Linked DNA regions of Mus musculus: region 2 is linked to region 1. Evidence: chromatin loops called from intact Hi-C (ENCODE). Cell type or tissue: heart. All regions are shown on one strand.

Region 1 (2,500 bases):
ATACTATGATTCATATAGTATGCGATTGTGGTTCATTACAGTAGCAAAATTAATTAAGTAGCAGACAGTAATTTTATGGTTGGGGACATCACAACCTGAGGAACTGAATTGGAGGGCCGCAGCATTAGGAATCTTGAAAAGCACTGCTGCAGACGGATGTCTTACAATTAGAAAGTGGTAGACACTATTAGAAAAAAATGGAACAAAGGGTCTCTGGCCTGACGGTAACATCACCTTGGGGTGTGTAGTCTGACCTGGGCGTGATGATTAATAATATAAGACATGGTGCTAACCTATGATTTCCTATTTATAGTCTCAGTTCCTTTCAAAGTTATGACCATATCAGAGCCAAGATTTCCCACTAATTGCAATTTTTTTTCAGAACACTTGCTTTGCTAGGAAAAATGTGACTATCCAGTGCACTGGTGCTCATATGGAGTGGGTGGGGCGGTGGGTGGAGGGCCTGGATGCTCGTGGAAAATTTCAAAGTATGGAGAGTTTGGTTTTCGTTAAGTACCTACCAGCCAGCCAGAGAAGAGGAAACAAGGTCACTTAGCTCCTTAGAGACGGATGAAGCAGGGACTCAGTTCCCACAGACGCATCTCTGAAATGCCTGCCTCGCCTCCCTGGCTCACAAGCTGTACCTCAGTGCAAACTCGCCGGCATAGCTCTTTAGCTCGTGGATCTGAACGACCTCATCCATCTGAGACTCCCCTCGGACACTGCTTATCTACTTGGGAACTCCTGGAGACAGTTGCTCGAGAGCCATTTATGGGAAGTTTGGCCAGAACCTTTAGCGGCATGGAGATGCCTGACCTTTCCAAAAATACACTCTCCACCCCTACCCTCTCCACCTTAGCATCCCAACCTTTCTTCACTTCCACCTTCTCTTTCCCTACATGCCATGCTTACCTTCTTTAACCCTACCCTGGACACCCCCACTTTCTCAATTCCTACACTCATCACCCCCACCCTAACCACCCTTACCCTCTTCACCTGTCCTCTCCATCTGCATCCTCTCCATCTGCATCCTCTCCATCTGCATCCTCTCTACCCTATCCTCTCCATTTCTAAACTATCCATCCTTACTTTTTCAAACCCTACACTCTCCATTCTTACCCCCTACACCCATAGCCTCTCCATCCTCTACTTTTTCACCCCTACACCTCCTCCACCCCACCCTCTCCACCTCTGCCATCACCATCTCTACCCTCTCCATCCCTTGGGGCATACAGTAGTTCTCTACTACAGTGTCGGGGGACCACCTTACTGAGTTGTTCGCCTGCTTTCCCATTCAGTTAGAAACTTGGTGTTAGATTTGGTGAAAGCGCCCTTCTGAGCTGGGCTTATGGACTCCTCATAGATACTAGTGAGTGAATGACTCATGTCCATGTGTGTTGTGGGGTGGCTAGACAGAAGCAGGAGTCATCCAGAAAGAAGAAACCTCACTCCCGGTGTGGAATGACCAACATCAGATTGCCCTGTAGGCAGGTCTACGGAACATTTTACTGATGATTGCCTTAGAGGGCCCATTCCACTGTGAGTGGTGCCATCCTGTGGTCGCGGGTGGCATAAGAAAGCAGGCTGAAGCCTGATGTGGTGGAGCACACACACCTTTAATCCCAGCACTCGGAAGGCAGAGGCAGGTGGATTTCTTTCTGAGTTCGAGGCCAGCCTGGTCTACAAAGTGAGTTCCAGGACAGCCAGGGCTATACAGAGAAACCCTGTCTGGAAACAAACAAACAAACCAAAAACACAAAACAAAAAAGAAAGCAAGCTGAGTAAACCACAGGGAGCAAACCAGTAAGCACCCCTCCGTGCTTCAGTTCCCGCCTCCAGGTTTTTGCTTTAACACCTGCCTTCCCTTGGTGATAGCCCCTCAAGGTGATATAAAGCCTTTCTCCCCCGAGTTACTTTTGGTCCCGGTGTTTGTGATAGAAAAAAAAAAAAAAGTAGCAAGTATAAACCCAAGAAAGTAATGCGAAGGCCTGGATCGGGGGTAATTGCTGAAATCGGAGGCAAACTGACAGGCGTTGAAAAATTAACGTGGCTGCCCAATATAGGTACAGAAGAAATAGTAATGTGTTGTTGTTGTTGCTGTTGCTGCTGTTTCAGCTGCCATTGTTTGAAGGACTCCAGATGTATCCCTTTAACAGTGAAAAAGACCATTTACTCTCAAGCGAGTCTGCAGCCTGCTGGGAGGCGGAGAACAAGAGACAAACAATAAGTAGTTCCGGTTGTGGTTTAGTGGTCTGAAGTAAACAAAAGCACCAAGGAGACAGAACAGCTGGCAAAGGTGAAGCAAGAAGACTCCGTGGGGAGGTGACATTTCAGCTGAGACCCTCAGGACTGGCCAGTGCAAATGTCCGGAGTGCGGAGACGCAGATAGGCTGGAAACTTAACAGGGGAGTCAGACCAAAGCAGGTTCACGGCATCATGGCGTGGAGAGGGAGAATGAGGCAGCCGAAGAGGTCAGATCACTGAGGACACTGACGTCAGG
Region 2 (2,500 bases), 54 kb after region 1:
AATTGGGGCTGGCTTACAGGTTCAGAGGTTCAGTCCATTATCATCAAGGTAGGAGCACGGCAGCATCCAGGCAGGCATGGTGTAGGCAGAGCTGAGAGTTCTACATCTTCATCTGAAGGCTGGTAGAAGACTAGCTTCCAGGCAGCTAGGACAAGGGTCTTAGAGCCCACCCCCACAGTGACACACTTCCTCTGACCAGGCCACACCTACTCCAACCTCCAGATAATCCCACTCCCTGGGTCAAGCATATTCAAACCACCACAGAAACCCTAAATCCAATGGCAAACAAGACAATTTAGAAGATTTTCCTGCTTGGAAAGTCTGTCTCATTAGTTCCATCCCTGCTTTGCGTTCCAGACCCTGCCAGTGGCTCCTGCAGGGCAAGCTAACTCCAGCTCCATGCTGACTCCAATCTCACAGGGATGACAATGGAATGTCCCCCACTGACTGCACTGTCTTGTTCTCTCCCACAACGTGCATCTCCTGAATTCCTGCTGTCAATCCCATGCAGACAGCACTATGCAGGCCACGGAGAAATCAGAAGGACAAAAAAATAAGAAAAAAATAAGAAAAGAAAGGTTCAAGCTGTGCTTGGTCCAAGAATAATCTGTCTTTGCACCGTAGTCTGACTGTGGTGAACCCAGGAGGAAATGGTTTGTTTGGCTCCTAGGTCGCAGTCCATCATCAAGGAAGGCAGGGCAGGAACTCAAGGCAGGAACCTGGAGGCAGGAACTAAAGCAGAAAGTCTGGAGGAATGTTGTTTAGCGGCTCTACTGGCTGGCTAGGCCTGCTTTCTTTCTTTCTTTTTTTTCTACCCATCAGGCCCACCTTCCCAGGAGTGGCACTACCTACACAGTGGCTGGGCTCTCCCACTTCAATCAGTAATCAAGAAAATACCCCACAGATGTGCCCACAGCCCAGTCTGACAGAGGCCATTTCTCAATCGATGTTCCTTCTCTCTTGGTAACTCTAGTTTGTATCAAGTTGACAAAAACAAACCAGCACACCTTCCTTCCTTCTTCCCTGTGGTTGAAATACCACTTATCTCAGAGCCCTTTGTCTTCTCTTACTGTTGGTTTCCAGCATTACCTCCCTCCGTCAAGCATCCTGGAAGGAGCCTTTGGTCCTAATGCATCTCTTGGTCTTAATAGAAACCCCCAGTGCTGGCTGAGTGCTTGCATCCCACACCCTGGAATTCACCTGCTGAAATCTCCAATCCTCAAGGAAGAGACCACAGGAGATTGTGCCGAGAGCTGGTTCCGTCACAGAGGCACTGAGAGAGACACCATCCTAACTGACACAGTGAGAAGATATTAATTATGAACCACGAAGCAGGTCCTCCTTAGATACTGGACTACTGGCATCTGGATCTTCAACTTCCTGGACTCCAGATGGTGAACAGAAGTTTCTGCCATGTCTGACTAAGCTTCTTGATTTCCAGCATGGTGTCAGAGCAGCACTGCTATACTAAGAGGGTGACTCTGAGTCCCTGAGAGAAGCCTCACGCTCTAAGCACTTCCACTTAACCACCTTCTGATAGGGAACTCTGCTTATCTGCTACATACTCTGTCCTGCGACTTTGGCTTCTCATAGAGTGCTACAAGGACACTGTGGAACCAAAGAGAGAGGTCAACCCTTGATTCTGCCTGCTTGTGCTGGTGTGTGGTTTTTGTCCTCCGTGGATCCCCTTATTCTGCTCTTTTTCCAAGTCTACCCCATTCTGCACCTGGACAGATCAATGAACCCCAGAGCTCCTTCTCGTGCTTCCTGTTCCATTATTTAAGTCTAGGAGGGAAGTTCTGCAGCTACTGGGCCAGGATTTGCAGGTCACAGCTCATCCAGCGTCCACTCTTCTGACCATGAAAATTCAGAAGTGCAGACACCTTTCTCAGGGCAGAGATTAGGGCTGCTCCGAGCCCCACACTTTCGTCAGCCCTTGTCCTTCATGGTGATTATCCTGAGCTATACAATGTCTAAGACTTCAGGAGACAGGGAACGCAAGTCAGACAGCTGAATACCTCTCAGAAGGAGCTAATCATGTCCAAGTCCAGCTTTAACACCACAGGGTAAACTGAGGCAGGCAGCCAATAGCCCCTCTCAGATGACATGGGCAGGCAATTTACAGGGTCAGCACTACTGATGAAACAAAACTTAATTATCTGGGGCTGGCAAGAATATCCAGTGAGAATCTCTGAACTTGTTTAACTCTTAAGTGGCCAGCAAGAAAGAAAAGGACAGAGAGAAGGCCACACACACACACACACACACACACACACTGGTCAGTCTCTACCATCTGTTTCACCAATTTCACAGGTGCACATGCATACTCATATCCATATACCTACATATGTATGTACGTACATACATATACACATATATATACAACATATGCATCATATACATTATACATATACATTATACATACACATACACATACACATACACATACACATACACATACACATACACATACACATACACATACACATACACATACACA

What was found. A loop is a pair of places that touch in the nucleus more often than their neighbours do. Peaks named below come from ENCODE experiments on the same cell type or tissue, not always from the same donor. Only the 100,000 strongest peaks of a DNase experiment are listed, where the experiment ranks them.
Region 2: it touches region 1 in a loop (2.0-fold over the local background); 5 of 42 quality-filtered maps call a loop at or near these places.

Annotation. Positions count from the first base shown.
Region 1 is chr15:59,280,046-59,282,545 of GRCm38, reverse strand. All of the region lies in intron 2 of Gm36617 (a long non-coding RNA gene), which reads right to left. Among named protein-coding and RNA genes, the nearest start is that of Sqle, 34 kb to the left of the region's middle. In heart, a CTCF peak has its summit at 1,559 (motif pointing left); no DNase peak of the experiment used is centred here; H3K4me3 peaks cover 453 bases; H3K27ac peaks cover 469 bases.
Region 2 is chr15:59,226,534-59,229,033 of GRCm38, reverse strand. No RefSeq gene overlaps it. Among named protein-coding and RNA genes, the nearest start is that of Gm36617, 18 kb to the left of the region's middle. In heart, no CTCF peak of the experiment used is centred here; no DNase peak of the experiment used is centred here; H3K4me3 peaks cover 399 bases; H3K27ac peaks cover 930 bases.